2 separate regions of the Homo sapiens genome follow, and region 2 is linked to region 1. A link is a loop called in an ENCODE intact Hi-C map of the cell type or tissue named here. Cell type or tissue: HepG2. All regions are shown on one strand. Links, peaks and the distances in the headings refer to the core of each region. The heading gives the core; the rest is flanking DNA. Region 1 has its middle 28 kb from the start of GABARAPL2. Region 2 has its middle 15 kb from the start of CHST5.

What was found. Hi-C counts contacts between places; a loop is a spot of excess contacts. Peaks named below come from ENCODE experiments on the same cell type or tissue, not always from the same donor. Only the 100,000 strongest peaks of a DNase experiment are listed, where the experiment ranks them.
Region 2: it touches region 1 in a loop (7-fold over the local background); 5 of 110 quality-filtered maps call a loop at or near these places.

What each region holds. Positions count from the first base shown.
Region 1 is chr16:75,592,561-75,595,475 of GRCh38, reverse strand. No RefSeq gene overlaps it. Among named protein-coding and RNA genes, the nearest start is that of GABARAPL2, 28 kb to the right of the region's middle. RefSeq lists enhancers at 389-1,385, 1,386-2,383. In HepG2, for the core only: no CTCF peak of the experiment used is centred there; DNase peaks (open chromatin) are centred at 805 and 1,165; H3K4me3 peaks cover 348 bases.
Region 2 is chr16:75,520,016-75,522,930 of GRCh38, reverse strand. No RefSeq gene overlaps it. Among named protein-coding and RNA genes, the nearest start is that of CHST5, 15 kb to the left of the region's middle. RefSeq lists a silencer at 1,273-1,322. In HepG2, for the core only: a CTCF peak has its summit at 1,365; a DNase peak (open chromatin) is centred at 1,380.

The DNA.
Region 1 (2,915 bases), core at 6-2,505:
CTCAAGAGCTAAAAGTAGGTGCTTAAACCATCCTACATTTTATTTTAATCTCTAAAAACCCAGGTTTAAAATCTCATCTGTGCCTTACAATCACATCTCTGCAATCTTGGCAGGCTCTCAGATTTCATATATTTATAAAATGTGTTTTTACTGTTTTTTATTTTTAACGGCAAGTGAAAGGATTTTTATTTTACTAATGTTTCTTAACCTATATTTGGCTGATAACTGCTTCTAATTTTTAAATACATTTTCTTTTTTGAACTTGTTATGGAAATTTTTAGTCACAAATATAGACTAGCACAGTGGACTCCCTGAACCACCACTCAAACTTAGCAAACGTCAGCTTTATTGCTGCTCTTGTTTGATCTATTGCCTCGTCCCCGCCAATATTTTTTTCTTTGACCATTTAAAGCAAATCCTAACCATCGTATTTCACCCAACAGAATTAATATCCTTAATATCTAATATGTAGTCTGCTCAGTTTTCCCATGTTGTCTCAAAAATGTATTTTGACTGTTTATTTGTTCAAATTAAGATCTAAATAAGAGCCACACTGTGCATTTGATTGATGGGGTCTTTTGTCTCTTTAAATCTGTAACAGTTACCCTTTTTTCTGTGTTGAAAGGTGGGTTTTTTGTCCTGTAGAATTTCCCACATTTTGTATTTCACTGCTCATTTCCTCCCAGTGTTGTTTAAAGGTTCCTGTCTCCCCAGTATTTCCTAAAAATGTGCAGTTACACAAAGAGCCTTGATTAGATTCAGGTGCGGTTGATCTGACATAAGTACTTCCTGAGTGACTCTGCATCTTTGTTTTGCATCATATGGAGAGGAACGTGACATCTGGTGGTTCCACACGCTGTGACTGAGCAATGGGGTCTGTGGTGTCAGTCTGGTCTTTTCCATTATAAAGTACCCCACTAACCTTCCACCTGATGGTTCTAGCAGCCGTGTCAGGGGTCCCTGAGACCACCCTCATGCTTGATGATTCACAAGATAGATTCACAGAACTCTGAAAAGCTGCTATACACATCATTCCTGTTTATTTTAGTGAAAGGATACAGATTAAAATCAGCAAACGGAGAAGGTGCGTGAGCGAAGTCCAGCAGAAAACAAGCACAAGCTTCCAGTTGTACCCTCAATATGAACCGTGCGTGTTTGATTCTTTGACATGGGAGGGGCCTTGCTCACTCGGTGGAGAGATTGTTCCTCCCAAGGCTAGCCAATTCCTGGAGAGAGTAAATGACTCACCTATGACTGCTCCTTTCATATGTAAACCAACCAATCTGGAGCCCATACCCCAATCTCTCCTTTACAGGACGTCTCATACTCTGAGCCAATATCCCATACTCTGGGATATCCACCTGCCCTAATCACCGCAGGGCCAGGTACCAGAAAGCTAGGGACAGCCCCTAGGCCCCACAGCCTGCTGAAATTATTCGAACTCGCCAGTCTGTTTACTCGGCCTTGCCCCTTCCTTCCCATGGAGATCACAAGGCTCTTACTCCACTTGATCCCATCGTTCCCTCTACCTCCTCACTGACCCTGGGCTTCCAGTGTGGCTCCCTGTGGCGTGCCATGCCCCTTTTGGAATCTGTAAGTACAACAAGCTTTCTTGTCAATGGCAGTCACCTGATCTATTGCCCTCACCATACTTGAATAATAATAAAACCTATATTTTATATTTTTTTATCTTACTTTTTTGGAGACGGGTGTCTTGCTGTGTTGCCCAGGCTAGTCTCGAATGCTTGAGCTCAAATGATCTTCCCACCTTGGCCTTCCATAGTGCTGGGATTACAGGCATGAGCCACCACGTCGGGCCACCTAAAACCTATATTTTAAAACACTCCCCCAGTGGTGTCGCACAGACAGCACTTAATCCTCCCAGCAATGATGTATGGCAGTATGTGCCAGTTGTTGCCAATTATAGAAGCTCGCTGAGCCTTGGATGCTGCTAACGTCGCATGATGCACAGGACAACTGCCCTGTCCCCACCCCCACTCCCCACAAATAATTATCTGGCTCAAAATGTCAGTCATGCTGAGGTTAAGAAACCCTGCTTCTAACAATTGTCTTTTAAGTCACTTGAAATAGTTCCTCTCTAGTTATTGCTCCAAATCTGTACATAATTTTACTTTCAGTTTTTAGGGATACCTTTTAAAAAATTATGTAAAATGTTTGTATGATTCCAAAGTTGAAACTAGTTTTGTTTTGTTTTTTATTTTTTTATTTTATTTTATTTATTTATTTATTTTTTGAGACAGAGTCTTGCTCTGTCACCCAGGCTAGAGTGCAGTGGTGCGATCACGACTCACTGCAAGCTCCGTCTCCTGGGTTCACGCCATTCTCCTGCCTCAGCCTCCTGAGTAGCTGGGACTACAGGCGCCCACCACCATGCCCAGCTAATTTTTTGTATTTTTAGTAGAGACGGTGTTTCACCGTGTTAGCCAGGATGGTCTCGATCTCCTGACCTCATGATCCGCCCGCCTCGGCCTCCCAAAGTGCTGGGATTACAGGCGTGAGCCACTGCGCCCGGCCCCCTTGTTTGTTTTTTAAAAAATAGAGACGGGGTCTCACTATGATGGCCAGATTGGTCTTTAATTCCTGGCCTCAAACGATCCTCCCATCTTGGCCTCCCAGAGTGCTAGGATTACAGGCATGAGCTACCACACCTGGCTAGAACTAGTTTTCTTTGAAGAAAGGTACACTCAGAGAGGTCTTTCATCCTTGTCCCCTCCCTGGTTTTTTCTTCACTCTAGCAGTAGTCATAAATCCATATCATATATACAACAATTTGTATTTTTGCCACTGTATCTTTTGGATAGTCTTAGAAGTGGGATTGTTGGGTCAAAGATTAAATAAACATATAATTTTGCTTGATTTAAATATATCTTCTAAGTTCTGTTTCTAAATACAGT
Region 2 (2,915 bases), core at 300-2,799, 73 kb after region 1:
AATATTTTATATAAATTATGTCTCAATACTTTTTTTTACAGAAGCATTGGGGGAAAATACCATAAAGTAGGTTAAAAAACAGATGACAAGCTAGCAGAAACCATTTGCCATAAAAATAAGAGCAAAACCAAGAGGAAGCGGAAAGTCAACAGAAAAATGAGCAAAGCCCTTTAACAAAGAAAAAAGAAGGCCAGGCCGGGCGCAGTGGCTCACGCCTGTAATCCCAGCACTTTGGGAGGCTGAGGTGGGTGGATCACCTGAGGTCAGGAGTTTGAGACCAGCCTGGCCAACATGGCAAAAACCCGTCTCTACTAAAAATACAAAAATTAGCCGGGTGTAGTGGCACACGCCTGTAGCCCCAGCTACTTCAGAAGCTGAGGCAGGAGAATTGCTTGAACCCGGGAGGCAGAGGTTGCAATGAGCCGATATTGCTCCACTGCACTCCAGCCTGGGTGATAGAGCAAGACTCCGTCTCAAAAAATAATAATAATAATAATGATAATAAAAAGGAGAAAAAGGAAGGCTGTTGATTAATAAGCATGAAAAGATGCTTAGCTGCCCAGGGAATTAAAGAAACGTAGGTTAAAACAACATCAAGTAACATTTTTAACCCATCAGCTATGCAAAAGTGAAAATGATAGATTTAGCCATGTATAGGTGGTGGTAGCACCCACCACCACGCCTGGCTAATTTTTATATTTTTAGTAGAGACAGGGTTTCACCACGTTGGTCAGGCTGGTCTCAAACTCCTAACCTCAGGTGATCCACCCGCCTTGGCCTCCCAAAGTGCTGGGATTACAGGCATGAAGCACTGCGCCCGGCCTTTTTAATTTTTTTTGGACAGTCTTGCTCTGTTGCCCAGGCTGGAGTGCAACGGCACAATTTCGGCTCACTGCAACCTCCACCTCCCTGGTTCAAACGATTCTCCTGACTCAGCCTCCCAAGCAGCTGGGATTACAGGCACCCACCACCATGTCCAGGTAATTTTTATGTTTTTATTTTATTTATTTATTTTTAATTTTATTTTTTGAGACAGAGTTTCGCTCTTGTTGCCTAGGCTGGAGTGCAATGGTACGATCTTGGCTCATACAACCTCTGCCTCCCAGGTTCAAGCGATTTTACTGCCTCAGCCTCTTGAGTAGCTGGGATTACAGACATTCGCCACCATGCCCAGCTAATTTTGTATTTTTAGTAGAGAAGGGGTTTCTCCACGTTGGTTAGGTTGGTCTTGAAGTCCCAACCTCAGGTGATCCGCCCGCCTCAGCCTCCCAAAGTGCTGGGATTACAGGTGTGAGCCACTGTGCCCAGCTCCAGGGCTGGTTATCTTTGTATTTTCAGGTAGCCAGTTCTCCCCACGCCCTCTACTGAAAGATCTCATGCATCACATTTTCTCCCTTTGGGGTAAGACCAGAGAACCTGGCCTGTCCTGCAAGTCTTGTGTTATTCTGATCCCAGTCTTCATGAACTCCACTCATTCATTCAACACACATTATGGGTTGAGCACCAACCAGGCATCGGGCTTTTGGAGGAGCTGGAGATAGAGCAGGACCAAGATAGACAAAAAGCAAAAACCCCTGCCCTGTAGGAACTTGCATTCTGATGGTGGGACACAGCCAGTGAATGAGAAGTTTGATAAATGGCTAAATTATTTAGCATATTAGAAAGTGCCAAAGATTAAAGTGGAGAGGGATCAGGGGATTAGGAATGTATGTGTGTTTAGGGGTGTGAGTTGTTAATTTTTTTTTTTAAGACAGAGTTTCACTCTGTCACCCAGGCTGGAGTGTAGTGGCACGATCTTGGCTCACTGCGATGTCTGCCTCCCGGGTTCAAGGGATGCTCCTGCCTCAGCCCCGCTGAGTAGCTGGAAATACAGGCGTTCGCCACCATGTCTGGCTAATTTTTATATTTTTAGTAGAGATGGGGTTTCACCATGTTGGCCAGGGTGGTCTCGAACTCCTGACTTCAGGCAATCCGCCTGCCTCAGCCTCCCAGAGTTCTGGGATTACAGGCGTGAGCCATTGTGCCTGGCTTTTTTTTTTTTTTTTTTTTTTTTTGAGACTGAGTCTGGCTCTATTGCCCAGACTGGAGTGCAGTGGCGCGATTTCGGCTGACTGCAAACTCTGCCTCCCAGGCTCAAGTGATTCTCCTGCCTCAGCCTCCTGAGTGGCTGGGATTACAGGTGCCTGCCACCACCTGGCTAATTTTTTTGTATTTCAAGACCAGGCTGGTCTCAAACTCCTAACCTCAAGTGATCCACCTGCCTTGGCCTCCCAAAGTACTGGGATTACAGGAGTGAGCCACCATGCCTGGCCTTTTTTTTGTTTTTTGTTTTTTTTTGAGACAGTGTCTCACTTTTTCACCCAGGCTGAAGTGCAGTGGAGTGCAATGGCACGATCTCAGGTCACTGCAACCTCCACCTCCCGGGTTCAAGTAATTCTCCTGCCTCAGTCTCCCGAGTAGCTGGGATTACAGGTGCATGCCACCAGGCTCAGCTAATTTTTTTGTATATTTAGTAGAGACAGGGTTTCACCATGTTGGCCATGGCTGGTCTCGAACTCCTGACCTCAAATGATCCACCCGCCTCAGCCTCCCAAAGTGCTGGGATTACAGGCATGAGCCACTACGCCCAGCAGTTTCTTCCACTTCTAATAGACTCTGCTAGTCTAGGAAATGTACCAAAAAGACAGCATGGTTAAAGGTCAGTATTTCATGACCTTTTTTATACTTCCTATTTTTATTTTATTTAGGTTTCTTGGTTGATACAAAACGTCAATTGTAGTGGTAGGGAACCTGCATAAGGAAGCTTCCTAAACAGAGGCTTCAAGAGAGAACACTAATAGGCCGGGCATGTTGGCTCATGCCTGTAATCCCAGCACTTCGGAAGCCCAAGGCGGGTGGATCACCTGAGGCCAGGA